2 separate regions of the Homo sapiens genome follow, and region 2 is linked to region 1. A link is a loop called in an ENCODE intact Hi-C map of the cell type or tissue named here. Cell type or tissue: K562. All regions are shown on one strand. Links, peaks and the distances in the headings refer to the core of each region. The heading gives the core; the rest is flanking DNA.

Region 1 (9,503 bases), core at 786-8,785:
TGAAGTGACCAGAGGTAAAATCCCACTGTACCAAAAAGGGAAAGACATCCTTTGAAGCTAAATTGAAGCTAAATTGAACTAGATGTTTTCCTGAAGAATGAGACTGGGCGCAGTGGCTCACACCTATAATCCCAGCACTTTGGGAGGCCAAGGTGGGCAGATGATTTGAGGTCAGGAGTTCAAGACCAGCCTGGCCAACATGGTGAAACCCCATCTGTACTAAAAATACAAAAAAAATTAGCCGGGCCTAGTGGCGGGCAACTGTAATCCCAGCTACTCAGGAGGCTGAGGCAGGAGAATCACCTGAACCCAGGAGGCGGAGGTTGCAGTGAGCTGAGATACCTCCACTGCACTCCTGCCTGGGTGAAAGAGCAAGACTCTGTCTCAAAAATAATACCAGTAATAATAATAAATCAATAAAAATCAGGTAAATGGAGTTGGGCAGAATGGTGCATGCCTAGAGTCCCAGCAACTTGAGAGTCTGAGGCAGAAGGATCACTTGAGCCCAGGAGTTCAAGGCTGTTGCCCGCTATGATTACACCTGTGAATGGCTACTGTACTGCAGCCTGGGCAACATAGCAAGACCCTCTTCTCTAAATAAAATAAAATAAATAAAATAAAAATCAGGTGAATGGTTAATTCCAAAAGTGAAGGGGTTGTGAAAATCAAAAGAGAGATACAGGGTTTCTGGAATGTTGGCAAAGTTTTTTTGTTTTGTTTTGTTTGTTTGTTTGTTTGTTTGTTTGTTTGTTTTTGAGACTGAATTTCTCTCTTGTTGCCCAGGCTGGAGTGCAATGGCGCGATCTCGGCTCACCGCAACCTCTGCCTCCCGGGTTCAAGCGATTCTCCTGCCTCAGCCTCCCAAGTGGGATTACTGGCATGCGCCACCACCACAGCTAATTTTGTATTTTTACTAGAGAGAGTGTTTTTCCATGTTGGTCAGGCTGGTCTTGAACTCCTGACCTCAGGTGATCCGCCCGCCTCAGCCTCCCAAAGTGCTTGGATTACAGGTGTGAGCCACCGCGCCCGGTTGGCAACGTTTTCTTATCCTTAGTGGTGATTATATGGATTATATAGTAGTGAATATATGGATTCATTTTATAAGTATTTATTTAAATCTACATATATATCTTATAAACTTTCTGCATGTATGTTATGCCTCACAGTTTTAAAATGTTTAATTAGTAAACAGTAGAAAATTGATATAATCATCATAAGCATACATGCATCCACAATACAATCTCCAACTATGTCAAATAAATAGGAAAAAACATATAAATCACCAATTGTAGTTGGAAATGTTTTAACATGCATCTCTAAGAACTGTAGATCACATAGACCTGAAAATAGTATGGATATGAATGAGCTAAAAAACAATTTTAAAAATATGTAGATCTAAAATAATCAGGCATTCTTTTTTAATATACATGTAACACAACAATAGACCATGCATTAGGCCATAAAGGAAGCATCAATAAATTCCAAATATCCAATCCCATTCAGACAATGTTCTCCTACTACAATGCATCCTGGAATTAACATTTGTAAAAATGATAGCTAAAATAAAATCCCACTTGTTTGGAAACTAAATCACATATTACTAGATCAGACTCTGCTTAAAAAATACTTAGAAGTGAATGAAACACTACATGACAGAATTTGTGTACTACAACTAAGCAGTACGTAAAGGCAAACTTGGAGTTTTAAATACACTAATGATTAAGAAAGATTAAAATCAAATAAGCTGCCACGGGAGATACAACCTCACACTCTTCAGGATAGCTACTATCAATGACACACACACACCCAGAGAAAGAGAGAGGCAGAATAAATGTTAGTAAAGATGTGGAGAAATTGAAGCCCTTCTGAACTATTGGTAGAAATGTAAAATGATATAGCTGCTATGGGAAACTGTATGGCAGTTACTTAAATAACTAAAAATAGAATTACCATATAGTCCAGCAATTCCATTTCTGGTATATATCCAAAAGAATTGAAAGCAGAAACTAGGCCGGGCACGATGGCTCATGCCTGTAATTCCAGCATTTTGGGAAGCTGAGGTGGGTGGATCATGAGGTCAGAAGTTCGAGACCAGCCTGGCCAACACGGTAAAACCCCGTCTCTACTAAAAATACAAAAATTAGCTGGGCTTGGTGTCACACGCCTGTAATCCCAGCTACTCAGGAGGCTGAGGCAGGAGAATCACTTGAACCTAGAAGGTGGAGGTTGCAGTGAGCCTAGATCACACCAATGTACTCCAGCCTGGGGGAGAGAGCAAGACTCCGTTTCAAAAAAAAAAAAAAAGAAAACAGAAACTAAAACAGATATTTGTACACTTATGTTCTTAGCAGCATTGTTCATAATAGCCAAAATGTCAAAACAACCCAAATGTCCATTGACGGACAATGGCTAAACAAAATATTCCATTTTCATAATATTCCACTGTAGTATTCACATACAATAGAATATTATTTATCCTTTCTAAAAAAGAACAAAATTGTGGTACATGATACAATATGGATGAACCTTAATAACATTGTGCTGGCCGGGCGTGATGGCTCACACCTGTAATCCCAACACTTTGGGAGGTCGAGGTGAGCAGATCACCTGAGGTCAGGAGTTCGAGACCAGCCTGGTCAGCATGGTGAAACCCCATCTCTACTAAAAATACAAAAATTAGCCAGGTGTGGTGGTGGGTGCCTGTAATCCCAGCTACTTGGGAGGCTGAGGCAGGAGAATCACTTGAACCTGGGAGGCGGAGGTTGCCGTGAGCCGAGATCATGCCACTGCACTCCAGCCTGGGTGACAGAATGAGACTCCCTCTAAAAAAAAAAAAAAAAAAAAGAACATTGTGCTAAGTGAAATAAATGAGTCACAAAAAGACAAATACTGTATGATTCCACTTCTATGAGATACCTAGAGTAGTCAAATTTATAGAGACTGAGGGCAGAATGGCAGTTGCCAGGGATTAGGGATGAAGGGAGATGGAGAGTTAGTGGGTATAGAGTTTCAGTTTTGAAAGATGAAGAGTTCTGGAGATGGATAGTGGTGACGATTGCATAATAGTGTGAATGTACCTACCACCACTGAACTGAACACTTCAAAATGGTTCATATGGGCTGGGGATGGTGGCTAACACCTGTAATCCCAGCTCTTAGGGAGGCAGAGGTGGGTGGATAGTTTGAGCCCAGGAGTTTGGGATCTGCCTGGGCAATATAGTGAGACCCCATTCTCCATAAAAAGGAAAAAAAAGACCAAAAAAAGGTGTAAAATGGTTCATATGCCAAATTTTATGTTCTGTGTATTTTACCACAATTAAAAATTTTTATGGAAAACAAAAACAAATGTTCTGGCTCCCAGATTCCTATAGAATAATGCCAGTTACCTAAATTTGAATCTCTTCACACATCCTATAAACAAAAAAAAACTAAGGAGAACAAATAAAACCATCTATGGCTACAACATAATTTACAGACAGAGAAAATTATAAACCCCATTTTATATAAAAGCAGATATATACATCCAAAACCAGCAGATCCAGTTACAGAGCCATGCTCTAGAAGAGATGCCAAGATGGCACAGAAAGGCTAAACCACCACCAGAAAAAGAGAGTCCCATCTTGAGTGGAGACATGCTGACAGTATGTCTGAGATCTGGTAGATGCAAGAACTGAGACGTATTTTAAAAGGGGGTGAAATTGTTTGAGACTGGTAATGGCAGTGTTGCAAAGGCAGGAGGAAAGAGGTGACTTGAAGGGGAGGTACCCCTTCAGGGCTTCACGGTGAAGAGAAAGGAAGCAAGCAGTGAATAACAGTACCAGTCTAGGTGCGGTGGCTTACTCCTCTAAACCCAACATTATGTGAGGCCGAGGTGGGCGGATCTTGATCTCAGGAATTTGAGACCAGCCTGGGCAACATGGCGAGACCCCCATCTCTACAAAAATAAAATAAAATAAAAATAAAATAAAATACAAAGCTGGGTGAGGTAGTGCACAGCTGTGGTCCCAGCTACTCTGGAGGAGGCTGAGGCAGGAGGATCGCTTGATCCCAGGAGGGAGAGGTTGCAAAGCTAAGATGGTGCCACTGCACCCCAGACTGGGAGACAGAGACAGACCCTGTCTCAAAAAGAAAAAGAAAATTAAGAGTCTCAGAGATATAAAAGAAAATCACAAAATCACAAGATATCAGCCTGTGCTCCACTCTCCAAAAAAGGGCTTCCTATTTGGGGGAAAAATGCATTTTGTTCTACCAACAAAAGAGGGCACTCCAGCCAGGCGCAGTGGCTCATGTCTGTAATCCCAGCACTTTGGGAGGCTGAGGTGGGTGGATCACCTGAGGTCAAGAGTTCGAAACCAGCCTGGCCAACATGGTGAAACCCCGCCTCTATTAAAAATACAGAATTAGCCGGGCATGGTGGCGCATGCCTGTAATCCCAGCTATTTGGGAAGCTGAGGCAGGAGAATCGCTTGAACCGGGGATGCGGAGGTTGCACTGAGCCGAGATCGCGCCATTGCACTCCAGCCTGGGCAACAAGAGAGAAACTCTGTCTCAAAAAAAAAAAAAAAAAAAAAAACGAAAACAAAAATAAGAGGGCACTCTTCAAGTAAGAAAGCTGGTAAGGCACCCAAACTACTGCCTCATTTGTAATTGCTGAAACTGGAAAATAAAATATTTCAAAATGCACAGAAAATTGCAGACATGGTATATAGAAAAAGGTTAAGTGAAAATCAATATTTTTTTGAAAACTAACCATGAAACCAGAAAACTGAAACACAGTACTTCAACCTAAATTAGATAACCTTAAGCAATCATTTGGTAACATGAAAAAAATGCCATGAATCAGAAAAATAACTCAGAACAGAAATGGACAAAGAACAAAATAAGCAGTTTGTAAAAAAGCAGGAGATATGGAAGAAAAAAAATCTCTGAAAAGAAAACTAAATCATAAGGAAAGCTTTTCCAAAGAGGAAAAACTTTTACTTAAAATATAATAACTGGTATTGAGGAAAGGCATTAAAACAGCCAATAAAATAAAAATAAAATCAAGAAAGCAATTCAAAGGATCAGAGAGAAAGTGGTATAGAGGCAAAGATCCAACATACATTGCAGTCCCTGAAGAAGAATAAAATAATGGAACCGATGTAATCTTCAAAACTATAATAAAAAAAAATTGGGTCTACATATCGAAAGGAAACCTAGGAAAACTTATATGGAATGATCAAGTCTAAGGTATATCTTAGAACATCCATTAGATTTGAAAGAAAAAAATCCTGTGGGCCTCAGTAAAAAAGGGCGAGAAGATACAAGTATACAGGCAACTGTTAGAACAAACACATGAACATACTAAACATTGAAAAAACTTTAAAAGTTGAGTTTGGTTGTTCTTGGTTTTTAAGCATTTCCTTACTTTCTAGCTCTATGAGATGCTCCACGTCCATTTCTATATTTCCTGCCCAGTACTAAAATCAGCCATTTCTCCGAGGAGCCCTGATTCCTTTTACCATGGAAAGGGAGCTGAACTTCAGCAGTGAAAAGGACTGGAGAGCTCCCGCGGGTCTCGAACCGCCCAGAGAGGTAAAAGGACTGGAGAGCGCCCGCGGGTCTCGAACAACCCAGACAGGTTGCTTGTTTCAATTAAAGAACTGTCGAAGTAACCGCTGAGCTAAAGCCAGCCCGGAGGTTGCTTTCGGATTATATTTTATTGACTGGTGAGAAAGACCTACGTCACAAAGAGTGAGTCAAAAAGAGAGTGCTTCAGCATGACTCAGCGACCAGGACTGTCCAACACGCCCCCGACCTCCAGACAATTGAGGAGTTGTCCATCTGGGGACACACAGCAGTGACAAGGACGTAGCCTTTCCTAATCCCTGAAGAGCTCTTCCGCAGGTGTGTCCCCGGTTTACTGTCTCCTTCTCAGCAGTCACCTGGTCCACAACTCTCGAAACGCCCCCACCTCCTTCGCTTCCAGACTCTGCGCTCCCAAAACAACCACACAGGGTCACTTCGTGATCAAATCGACTTTTACAACTAGTGCTTGGGCCAGGGGAGTGGAGTCTTTACAAGGTGTAAATTGTATTTCAGACCTTATCTTAGAACTTCGCTGCTAAACTAGATAAACATTCCAACCCCCGCCCAGTGAAACTTCCTGTTACTCTTTTTAATTTTTTTAGAAACAGAATCTCCCTCTGTCACCCAGGCCGCAGTGCACTGGCTCCATCTAGGCTCAACCAATACGCCCCTCTTAGCCTCGCGAGTAGCTAGGACTACAGGCACAGGCCACTATGCCCAACTAATTTTTTTTTTGAGACGGAGTCGCTCTGTTGCCCAGGCTGGAGTGCAGTGGCACGATCTCGGCTCACTGCAACCTCCGCTTCCCGGGTTCCAGCGATTTCTGGCTAATTTTTGTATTTTTAATAGAGACAGGGTTTCACCATGCTGGCCAGGCTGGTCTCAAACTCCTGACCTCAAGTGACGCGCCCGCCTCGGCCTCCCAAAGTGCTAGGATTACAGGCGTGAGCTTTTTTTTCTGGCTTTTTTTTTCTTTTCTTTCCTCTTTTTTTTTTTGAGACGGAGTCTTGCTCTGTCGCCAGGCTGGAGAGCAGCGGCAGGATCTCGGCTCACTGCAACCTCCGCCTCCCGGGTTCAAGCGATTTTCCTGCTTCAGCCTCCCGAGTAGCTGGTACTACAGGCGCACGCCACCACGCCCAGCTAATTTTTGTATGTTTAGTAGAGATGGGGTTTCACCATGTTGGCCAGGATACTCTCGGTCTCTTGACCTCATGACCCACCTGCCTCAGTCTCCCAAAGTATTGGGATTACAGGCGTGAGCCACCGCACCTGGCCAAATTTTTTTTCCTTTTTCTTTTTCTTTTTTGAGACGGAGTCTCCACTCTGTTGCCCAGGCTGGATTGCAGTGGCACTACCTCCGCTCACTGCAGCCTCCACCTCCCGGGTTCAGGCGATTCTCGTGTCTCAGCCTCCCAAGTAGCTGGGACTACAGGCATGCGCCACCACACCCAGCTACTTTTTATATTTTTTAGTAGAGAAGAGCTTTCACCAAGTTGGCCAGGCTGGTCGCGAACTCCTGACCTCAAGTGATCCGCTGCCCTCAGCCTCTCAAAGGGCGGGGATTACAGGTGTGAGCCACCGAGCCGGGCCTTTTTTATTTTTTATTTTCTGTAGACAGGATCTTGCTATGCTGCTCAGTTGACCTGTAACTGCCCTCAAGAGATCCTTCCGCCTTGGCCACCCAAAGTGCTAGGATTACCCGTGTGAGCCTCCATGCCTGGCCTAAAAATTATTTCCATTTTTAATACTGCAGGAACATCTATTCCTTTTATGTATACTGTAAACAGCTAACCTTTCTTCCCTAAATTCCTACTTTTCTCCAATTAACCACTGTTTATATTTCAATGTGTATCCTTCCAGTCCTTTTCCTCAATCTGTTTATTTAACTGTACACAAAACGTAATTTTTCTTGGCTTGCTGGGAATCCAGTTGTTGGATATTGTTTACCTAACAGCATGTCTTGGAGATCCTTCTGATCACTGCGTATAAATCTAATTCACTTGTATTGTAACAGCTGCATTATATTCAAGTATAAATGTACTAGTTTTAAGTTTCACTAAGATAAAGCTGCAGTAATACACATCTTGGTACATATATGTACACATACACAAGTATGTTGTTAGAATATATGCTGGATTAAAGAATCTGCACACATATTTGGAGAAAGTTATGGGGGAAATGCAAGAGGCCTTGAGGGTGCCTGAAGCCACAGGATCATCTTTAATAATAAGGATCATCTTTTGTTCCCCAGGTACTCTGAAGGGCAATTCCAGCAGAATGTACATTCCATGACATCTGGGACTTTGATGCGTTGCCCCAGAAGATAATACCAGTACCTACAGCATGTTCACCTAAGCACTGGTCAAGTGGATATTACTCAACCAGAATGCAAACATTTCTATTGGTTTTAGTAAGACCTGAAAGAGGCTGGGCGCGGTGGCTAACGCCTGTAATCCCAGCAGTTTGGGAGGCTGAGGCGGGCGGATCATGAGGTCAGATGATCAAGACCATCCTGGCTAACATGTGAAACCCCCTCTCTACTAAAAATACAATAAAAAAAAAAAATAGCCGGGCGTGGTGGCAGGCGCCTGTAATCCCAGCTACTCGGGAGGCTGAGGCAGCAGAATGGCATGAACCAGGAAGGTGGAGCTTGCAGTGAGCCGAGATAGCGCCACTGCACTTCAGCCTGGGCAACAGAGCGACTGTCTCAAAAAAGACCTGAAAGCAGCTTCTCTTTGAGATTTCTGAGTTATCTGGGATTGCTGTGGGCTCTTGAATTTCCATTCCATTTACTTTTCCAAGATGCCACCCTGAGCACCTCCAGACACTCCATGACTTAGGTCCCTTTGAGACTCAAACCACTTAACCAGTCCCAAGAGTTTAAAGATTCTTAAATTCAGAATTGCTTTTTAGATGCAACCAGAGGTAAGATCCCACTGTACCAAAAAGGGAAAGACATTCTTTGAAGCTAAATTGAACTAGATGGTTTCCTGAAGAATGAAGCCAGGGGTGGTGGCTCATGCCTGTAATCCTAGCACTTGGGGAGGCCGAGGAGGGCTATCACTTGAGGTCAGGAGTTCAAGACCAGCTGGCCAACACGGTGAAACGCCATCTCTTCTAAAAATACAAAAAAATTAGCTGGGGATAGTGGCGGCCACCTGTAATCCCAGCTATTCAGGACGCTGAGGCAGGAGAATCACTTGAACCTGGGAGGTGGAGGTTGCAGTGAGCTGAGATCGTGCCACCGTACTCTAACCTGAGTGACAGTGACACTCTCAAAAAAAAAAAAAAAAAAAAAAAAAAACTGAACCATGGAAGGAACTCACAAACCTCCAGCCTGCCTTGAAAGGGGTAACAAAATACCTAGTCAACAAGAAGACTGTCACCCAAGGGACCTGAAGTGCACATAATCCTGCCAAGGAAAGCACGCACCAATCTGCCCCCAGTTGCCCAGTACTTACTGTATCTAAAACTGAGCCAGGCCTTCAGCCCATAGGTGAAGATACATTCAGTGTTCCCAGTGGCAAGATTCAGCATCAGAAATTAGACAAAGGGCATGTCTTACAGTAAGGGAATTTTGTACAAAAGTCCAAAGGGAGGTGTATGGTGCTTTGTGGTTCAGATAATACAGAAAGTTGAGGAGCTTGATGGGGCAGAGAATGAAAACCAGCTATATGGTGGCAGCCTTGTTAACCCAAACAGATTCATTTACAGGTCCATTTTTTCAGGGTATAGAACCAGCAAGTTACAGGCTTCATCTGCTTGAAGTTAATGTGACTGTAGTTCTTCGTGTATGTATGGCTATTTTTTTCTTCTGCATCCCCTTGACTTGGCATAGTACTTGATCCAGTGGATATCAAAGTTTTGTGAGTTTCTGTTTTGAGTTTGCCAGTCTGTGCCATCTAATTCTCAAATCAGACCAAGGTAGGGAAGACA
Region 2 (9,503 bases), core at 838-8,837, 140 kb after region 1:
TTTTTCGCATTACCTTTTTGATATTTTTTTCCTTTTTATTCTTTTTCAATTTCTTTCCTCTGACAGGATACAAGACAAACACTCAGTTTGCCTGAGTTTTAAAAGGATATTTCCTTTGCCCCAATTAATGAGCAATAAAGACACAAATCCATTTGGCAAAGTGAACAGGGGTTTTTCCATATTTTTAACGGTTATTTTTCTATTGGCCAGGCATGGTGGCACAGGCCTGTGGTCCTAGCTACTCAGGAGGCTGAAGTGGGAGGATCACTGGAGTCTGGAAAGTTGAGGCTGCAGTGAGCCATGATCGTGCCACTGCACTCTAGCCTGGGTGACAGAGTGATACCCTGTCTAAAAAAGCAAGACAAAACAAAAAAACCCCACTTATTTTCCTTGTGGCCATCTTGGAGATTACAATTAATATCTTAAATGTATTTTAATTAATTAATTTATTTATTTATTTATTTATTTATTTTGAGACAGAGTTTCGCTCTATCTCCAGGCTGCAGCGCAGTGGTGTGATCTCAGCTCACTGCAACCTCCGCCTCCTGGGTTCAAGCTATTCTCCTGCCTCAGCCTCCAGAGTAGCTGGGACTACAAGCGCAGCTAATTTTTGTATTTTTTAGTAGAGATGGGGTTTCACCATGTTGGCCAGGATAGTCTTGATCTCTTGACCTCGTGATCTGCCTGCCTCAGCCTCCCAAAGTGCTGGGATTACAGTCGTGAGCCACCTCGCCCGGCTAATATCTTAAATTTAAAACAGTCTCACCAGGCACAAGGGTATGCACCTGTAATCCCAGCTAATCAGGAGGCTGAGGCAGAAGGATCTTTTGAACCCAGGAGTTTGAAACCAGCCTGGGCAACATAGTGAGACCTCATCTAAAAACAAACAAACAAACAAACAAACAAAAAAAGACAAAACAAAAACCACATAGCAATCCAGCTTGAATTAATTCCAATTTAGCTTCAATATCTATAAAGATTTTACCCCATACATCTGCATATTTTCCCATTATGTTGCTAATGTCACAAATTATATCTGTATATATTGTGTGCCCATTATCATAGGTTTACAATTATTGTTTTATGCATTTGTTTTTTAAATCATATAGGCAAAAAAGAGGAGTTACAAACCAAAAATGCAATATTATGGGCTTTTATATTTACACATGTAGGAACCTTATTATTGTTCCTTATTTCTTTATATGGCTTCAAGTTACTGTCTAGTGTCCTTTCATTTCAGGCTGATGGACTCCCTTTAGCATTTTTGGTAAGGCAAGTCTACTAACAATGAATTACTTCAGCTTTGATTGATCTGGGAGTGTCATAATTTTGCCTTCATTTTTGAAGGATAGTTTTGCCAGATATATAATTCTTGATTGGCAGGATTTTTTAAAGCACTTTAAATACCATTGTCTCTTTGTATCTTTTTGGGGATTGGTTCCAGGACCCCCCTGCAGATATCGACATTCACAGATATTCAAGTGTCTTATATAAAATGATGTGGGCCAGGCACAGTGGCTCATGCCTATAATTCCAGCCTTTGGGAGGCCAAAGCAGAAGGATTGCTTGAGCCCAGGAGTTTGAGACCAGGCTGGGCAACATAGTGAGATCTTATCACTACAAAAAAATAAAAATTAAAAAAGACTGCAAAAAATAATAATAATAGCTACTTGAGGGGCTGAAGCGATAGCTTCAGTCCAGGAGGTCAAGGCTTCAGTGAGCCATGATCACACCACTGCACTCCAGCCTGGGTAACAGAGCAAGACCTTGTCTAAAAAAAATACTAATACAAATAGCTGGGCGTGGTGGCTAACACCTGTAATCCCAGCACTTTGGGAGGCCAATGAGGGTGGATCACTTGGAGTCAGGAATTTGAGACCAGCCTGGCCAACATGGTGAAACCCCGTCTCTACTAAAAGTACGAAAATTAGCCTGGCACAGTGGCTCACGCCTGTAATCCCAGCACTTTGGGAGGCCAAAGCGGGTGGATCACCTGAGGTCAGGAGTTCGAGACCAGCTTGGCCAACATGGTGAAACCCCGTTATCTACTAAAAATATAAAAATAAGCTGGGTGTGGTGGCGGGCACCTGTAATCCCAGCTACTGGGGAGGCCAAGGCAGGAAAATTGCTTGAACCCTGGAGGTGGAGGTTGCAGTGAGCTGAGATCATGCCACTGCACTCCAGCCTGGGTGATGGAGCGAGACTCTATCTATAAAGGAAAACAACAACAACAACACACACACACAAAACTAATAAAAATAAAAAATAAAATGTTATAGTATTTGCACATATAACCTATGTACATCCTCCCACATACTTTAAATCATCTCTAGATTACTTATAATTCCTAATACAATGTAAATGTTATGTAAATTGTTATACTGTATTGTTTAGGGAATCATGACAATAAAAAGTCTGTACATGCTCAGTACAGACAAAACCATTTTTCTCCCAAATATTTCTGATTCATGCTTGCTTGAATCCACAGATGCAGAGCCTATGGATATAAAGGGCCAACTTTAAGTTATCCCATGGTTTCTGGGGATAAGTCTGTTTTTAGTCTTATTGAAGATCCATTGCACATAATAAGCTGCTTCTCTCTTGCTGTTTTCAAGATTCTCTCTTTATCTTTGTGGGTTTTTTTTTTTTTTGAAGACTGTATTCTTTGTATTCACTGAAGGCTTCATTTTGTTATTTTAGTAGTCAGCCAGTGACCTAACATAGAATTCCTTAAATGCCTGCGACTAAAAAAAAAGTTTTGTTTTGTTTTTTAAAAAGGAAGAAGAAAGAAACAAATAAAAAAAGAAACAAAAAGAATAAAGAAGAATACGAAAAAGAAAACAAAGGAAGGAAGGAAGGAAAAAAGAAAAAGAAAGAATTTTCTAGGTCTTTGCAGATTGGCTCTGTGTGGAGTCACTCCTAAGCTTAGCCAGGCAATTTACAGCTCTGTTTTAGCCTTCACTTCCTGCTTGTGCTGAGCCCAAAGACCAGACAGAGATGAAAGCTTATTGTCTTATTGGGCCTTTTCTGCACATGAGTCCTACCCTGGGTGTGCTTTCTGCTCTCTCTAGTACACATGGGAACTTTTTGAAGCCCTTATTCTCCCAAAAATATCACTTCCAAACTTTTCCCAGTCTTTCAGGGTATCAGTTGTTTGCCTCAACTGTTATTTTTGCTTCAGGCAGCAGTTCCTTGTTCTTTTGTTCTTTAGCAGTTTTCAGGGAACATCCTCTGTGTAGCTGCTCTGCCTTGAGAGAGTTCTGAGATTCGTGAAGCAAAGAGAATTCCCTTTCATCAGTTCTTCAAGGGAAATTCCAGACAGTCAAAAAAGATAAACACAATTCATTGGGATCAAGATCTTCTCTGCTCCCTCCCTAACCAGGAACCCCCACCAGAAATTTGGGCTGCTGTCTTCAAGATTAGCCCTGTGCTGGGGAGGGGTTGGAGCTAGGGTAAGTTAAAACACCACAGAGATCTCTTACCATATTTAAGTTGCCTTTCTCCTGGTTAAGCATTGGTTGCTGTAAACCTCTATCTTTCAGAGTTAAAATAAGGTTGTTTCTGGCTGTTTTTGCTAGGTGTTTCTGGGGATGAACGGACTCTTGGAGTTCCCTACTCTGCCATTTTCACTGATGTCATCTTCTTTTGCCCATTTTAAAATTGGGTTGTCTTTTTATTATTGAGTTGTAAGAGCTCTTTATATATTCTGGGTACAAGTCACTTGTCAGGTACACAATTTAAATTTTTTACCATGAGAATCTATTACTTCTTTTAAAAAAAAATTTTTTTTTTTTGAGACACACTCTCACTTTGTTGCCCAGGCTGGAAGGCAGTGGTGTGATCTTGGCTCACTGAAACCTCCACTCTCTGGGTTCAAGCAATTCTCCTGCCTCAGCCTCCCTAGTAGCTGGGATTACAGGCGTGTGCTACTACACCTGACTAATTTTTGTATTTTTAATAGAGATGGGGTTTCACCATATCAGCCAGGCTGGTCTCGAACTCCTGACCTCAAGTGATTCGCCAGCCTCGTCCTCCCAAAGTGCTGGGATTACAGGTGTGAGCCACCATGCCCATGGAGAATGTATTACTTTTGTAATTTAAAAAATAATAGTAATAAAATAAAGATCTGTACAATGTTTCAAATCTGTCTGGTGATACACAAAAGTTTCTGGAAATAGTTGCCCTTTCCATCAGAGTGTAACTCTGTCCAGTTTCTTTCCCCATCCACCAGTGGACGTCGCCTTTCTTCCTCTCCCTCTTGCAGAGACTGCCCCCTGCTGCGGGTGTTGGCTGGTGAAGTTGTTGGTGAGGAGGCGGAGGGCTCTTTGCCCTGGATTGTCTCATGGCTCTTGGAAGGAAACAACTACAGTGGCCTACTTCTTCGCCTGGACCCCCAAGGTGGCCAGGGGGAGAGTGTGGAGTTCTTTGGGAAGCTCTGAGATCTGTCCTTAGGCCTGCCTCACCCATCACGCAACCGGCCTCAGCCCCAACCTCAGCCCAGAGAGAGCGTCTGACCCTCCAAGAGGGCCCCAGAGTGCCTAGGCTGACAGAGACTGGAGAGGCAAAGTAAGGTCAATAGTGAAAGTAACCCCTCACCCTTCAGAGACCTTAAACCACTTACCAAGCATTTTTGCACAAATGCCTTTGATTCTTACCACAACCCCATGAGGCAGATATAATTTACAAATAAGGAAAGAGAGGCAGGCCTAATTTATAGATGAGAATAGAGAGGATAAGAGAAGAGAAGGGAGTCTCCTATTTTCATACACCCATTAAAAATCAAGCCTCAGCTGGGTGTGGTGGCTCATGCCTGCAATCCCAGCATTTTGGGAGGCTGAGGTGGGCAGATCACCTGAGGTCAGGAGTTCAGGACTAGCCTGGCCAACATGGTGAAACTCCATCTCTACTAAAAATACAAAAATTAGCTGGGCATGGTGGCAGGTGCCTGTAGTCCCAGCTACTTGGGAGGCTGAGGCATGAGAACTGCTTGAACCTGGGAGGCAGAGGTTGCAGTGAGCCAAGATCGTGCTACTGCCCTCTAGCCTGGGCGACAGAGTGAGACTCCATCTCAAAAAAATAAAAAATAAAAAAACAAAGCCTCTGTGTCCTTAATGTAGATGCTGGTGGAAAAAAAGAAAAAAAAATCAAGCCTCTGAAATGTTATGATGTCAGGGATTTGGGGGAGGTCGAGGTGGGGGTATTGATCAAACAGAAATGGCATGAGTTGATAACTGTCAAAGCTAGGTGACAGGTAGACAGGATTTCCTATACTTTGTATATGTTTGAAATTTTCCATAATAAAAGAGTAAAAAAATGTCTGGCCCTCATCTCCAAAATCAACAAACCCACATTCATTTGGCTAGCAAGTTCCCAGACCTCCGCTGTGGGAGGTCCCTTGGAATGAGGAAGATAGGTTACAGCAGTTCACACCCACAAGGATAAAGCAGTGAGGGCCAGACGTGTTTATCTTCAGGCCAGTTTGGTATCATGTTGAAGGGCATGGGCTTGAGTTTAGGCTCTGCCACTTGCCAAGAAGTTGCTTGACCTCTTTGAGCTTCTATTGCCTCATCTGGAAAATGTCGGGGGAGGCAGGATAGATTAGAGCTTCTGCCTGATTGGAGTGTTGTGTGGATAAAAAGAGGCAATCCATGAACAGCCTTAGTGAAGTGCCATCAAGCATATGTAAAAGTCTAGTGGGAGTTAGATATTTTTATGAATAGTACTACTAATAAAAAGTAAAAGTATCACAAGCAGCGTGCTTTGGAGTCCACAGGAAGGAGTAATTCACTTGGAGTGTCCCTTTACTAGGTAGCTCCCTCAGTTTGCTCCAGGCTGCTCTGTTGGGGGCCTCAGGAAGGAGGATGCAGGTGAAACAGGTGAGGCCCACCCTGTGGGATGCAGTAGAAGAGGCTCGGGCCCGCCGGGCTGGCCTGAGGCCCCTGCGTTTAGGCCTCCTTGAGGACACCCTGACGGACAGTGGGCTAAGCCAGCTGGGAAGGGCACTGCGGGAGCTAGAGGTGAGCAAGGTGAAGCCTGAGGGCACCTGGGCTAGCCATGGCCAGTACCCACCTTGAACCCTTTCTCCATAGGTGGTAAAAGCGTGGAGCCAGCACCCAAGAAGCCAGATGCTCCAAGGAGCAGTCTGCCTTCTTGTCCTCTTTCCAAAGCACTTTGAGGAAGACCTCCATTCATTCATTGACTTATTGATTCCCAAACACTTATTGACCACCCACTGTATGCTGGGCCCAGTGCCACATAGGCCCTGGGAATTCCCTGCCCTCATGGAGTTTATAATCTCCTGGGAGGAAACAATTGCACCACCATAATCGGTGCTCTGAAAGGCTTATAAACACAGAATTCTGTGGGGCATCTAAGTTAGCCTTGGCAAGAGAGGGATGGAAGACTTCATGGAGGAAGTGATTCCTGAAGGAGGTCAACAAAGATGAGTGAAGAACCTGAAGGCAGAGAGAATGACAGGCAAAGACTCAGAGGCAAGAAAGTGCTTGGTCCCCTTGAGGGAGTGCAAGTAGCTCAATTTATTGAAGAACAGAACTTGAGGAAGAGTCAGGAGAGAAGTATTGGAGAGGACAGCAGGGGCCAGGTCACACAGGGCTTTGCAAAACAGAGGTGTTTGGACTTTGTCTTAAAGGTCACAGGTGAGCCACAGAAGTATTTTAAGCAGGAAAGAGCACTGTGCCCTTTTCAGGTGAGCAAACTGAGGCTTAAAGAAAAGATGTGAGGCTGAGCGCGGTGGCTCATGCCTGTAATCCCAGCACTTTGGGAGGCCGAGGTGGGCGGATCACCTGAGGTCAGGAGTTTGAGACCAGCCTGGCCAACATGGAGAAACCCCATCTCTACTAAAAATACAAAAATTAGCCTGGTGTGGTGGCGCACGCTTGTAGTCCCAGCTACTCGGGTGGCTGAGGCAGAAGGATCACTTGAACCTGGGAGGCAGAGGTTGCAGTGAGCCGAGATCACGCCATTGGACTCCAGCCTGGGCAACAAGAGTGAAACTCCATCTCAAAAAAGAAAAGATGTGAGAGGGCTGGGCGCAGTGGCTCACGCCTGTAATCCCAACACTTGGGGAGGCTGAGATGGGCAGATCACCTGAGGCCAGGAGTTCGAGACCAGCCTGGCCAACATGGTGAAACCCCGTCCCTACTAAAAAATACAAAAATTAGCCAGGCATGGTGGCGCATGTCTGTAGTCCCAGCTACTCAGGAGGCTGAGGTGGGAGAGTCACTTGAACCCAGGAGGCGCAGGTTGAAGTGAGCTGAGATTGCACCACTGCACTCCAGCCTGGGTGACACAGCGAGACTCTGTCATAAAAAAGAAAAAGAAAAATAAAAGATGTGAGACCTGTGAGCCTGGGGTCACAGGCATAATCAGGAGCAGCAGAAGTATAATCACACTCAAGTCCTTAGACTCCTAATCTAGTGCTCTTTCATCTCCTTAGGCTGCATGGCCTTTCTGGTCTTCCATGATTTATCACAGGGTGGTTGAAACCCTGTCCCTGTCCAGCCTCTCCTGGCCTTTCTCTTCTTTTTTCATAGTTGCTTAGAACTTGTTTTTACAGCCTTGGGGCTTGGGAATCAGGCATGGTAGCTCCTATTTATTGAGCAAGTGCCTTACTGCCCAGTGCTTTCGGTGCAGTACTTCATTTCATTCTCTCCACAACTTTTATCAGCTCGATTTGATAGAGAAGCACATGGAGACTAGGCCAGTCACCTGCTCGAGGTCATTCAGCTAAGAAGAGGAGGGGCTGGGACCCTGATCTGTCTGATTTCCAAGCCCTGATCTTAACCTACACTGTACTGGGAGGAAAGGTGTGGAACGATCACTTCTAATATCTTCTCAGCAGGTGATAGAGTCACCAGTAAACCAGAGCCCATGCCTCGAGGGAGAGCCCCAAGGTGGGTCTGGGACTTGGGGATGAGCTGGGAGTGGGACGTCTTCCCTGCCTTTGGTGTGATTAATTACATTTTCCTCTAGTGGCAGGAAGAATGGCAACTCTAAGGCGTGGCTCCACCAAAAGAATCCTCTCAGGCACCCTAAGGAATAGGTAATACCTCATGTACCCCAGGAACGACTAGAAGCTGTAGGGGGAGTGAAGAGCTGCAGAGCCCAGCTAATGTGCCCCTGCTTACCCTGCCCCAATATCAGGGAGAAATATGAAGTTTTTGACAAATAAAGGACCTGAAGGTGACTAGACCCCTAAGGCAAGGCCATGGGGAGGGACTGTTTTCCTACTTATTGGATTAAGGGTATAGGATCCTTAGAGGCACTATGGCACCTCCTGGCAGAGCCACTACCTTCCTCTCCCCACCATGGCCTCCTGAGTCTCTGCCCAGGCTACAAGCTCTTCCAGGCTAGTTAGGTCCTGGATGTTGTTCTGGGAGCAGCCCTGGTGATGAGGTTCTATTGGAAAAGTTGGGCTCTGGTCCTAAATCCGTGCACACACATGAACTTCTGACCAAGCCCAGCAGATACCAGATGTGGCCCGGCCGCTCTTCTTGGCCCAGGCCCAGAGGCAGAGACTGAGGGAGCAGCACCAAATTTGGATTCGAGAGAAGCTGAAGCATTTGGAACAGAAGGAGGAGGTGGCAGATGACCAGGTCAAAGGCCTGGTGGCTGAAGAGGAGGTAAGGAGGGTCAAATAGGGGACTTGAGGCTCTAATTGGTCCAGGCACTGTGCTAGGGGCTAGGATCCATCATCAATCACAACCGACCAGTTCATACCCTCTCTCATGGCCCTCACAGCCTTGTCAGGGATAGATGAGGCAATTCTCAGTGCTAAGTGATGGGATGGGGGATCTAGGGTTGTGTGGGACCAAAAAGGCATATCTGACCCAGGCTGGAGTGGATCAGAGGAGATGGAATCTAAGTTGAGCCTCAAAGGACAGGCAGAGATCAGCCAGGGGAATTCACTGGACACTGAGCTTAACAAGGGCAGTTACTGCTCATCAGTAACTGATGGGGGGTGGGTGGAGTGGGGACATGTTCTTAGAGAAGACAAAACAGTATAAGCAAAAGTTCAGAGGGAAGCAATGGCAAAGTGGGTCTGGGAACTGCAAATTCTCCAGTCTGGCTGGAGCTGAACAGGTGCGTAGTCAGAAGCAAGGCTAAAGAGACAAGTGTGTGCCACAGCTCTGGCTTTGGACTTTACCCCAAGGAGAGCTGCAAACCATTGAAAGGCATGTGCCATGTCAGCTCTGACCTTTACTAGCCATGAGAATTTGGGCAAGTTAGGTCACTTCTTTGATCCACTGTTGCCAAATCTGTAAGATGGCAATGCCACATATGGTTGTTATTGGATAAAATAATACACCTGAAGTATTTAGCACAGAGCCTGGCACACAGGTGGCACTCCAAAGAGTATGTGTTATCACTGAAGGCCTGCGAGGAGAGGCAGAGATGGCAGCAGGAACAGATGGTGCTGAGATTCCAGCTGGAGGCCCTTCAGGAAGAGCGGAACACAGCAGAGCAGGACCTGGCAGCCCTCT

The links. Peaks named below come from ENCODE experiments on the same cell type or tissue, not always from the same donor. Only the 100,000 strongest peaks of a DNase experiment are listed, where the experiment ranks them.
Region 2: it touches region 1 in a loop (10-fold over the local background); 22 of 110 quality-filtered maps call a loop at or near these places.

The regions. Positions count from the first base shown.
Region 1 is chr5:140,707,446-140,716,948 of GRCh38, reverse strand. LOC105378198 (a long non-coding RNA gene) reads right to left here and starts at 5,673. Exons shown (of 4, transcript XR_001742904.2): 1 at 5,407-5,673. It also overlaps VTRNA1-1. RefSeq lists enhancers at 6,020-6,069, 5,211-6,410. In K562, for the core only: CTCF peaks have their summits at 4,246 (motif pointing right) and 6,200; DNase peaks (open chromatin) are centred at 4,220, 5,598, 5,798 and 6,186; H3K4me3 peaks cover 2,335 bases.
Region 2 is chr5:140,570,338-140,579,840 of GRCh38, reverse strand. LOC112267855 reads left to right here. Exons shown (of 9, transcript XM_024446282.2): 9 at 4,265-5,096. The coding sequence ends at 4,439. It overlaps LOC124900208 (small nucleolar RNA SNORA27), which reads right to left and starts at 174; the gene lies at 49-174. RefSeq lists an enhancer at 9,106-9,503. In K562, for the core only: a CTCF peak has its summit at 4,265 (motif pointing left); a DNase peak (open chromatin) is centred at 4,260.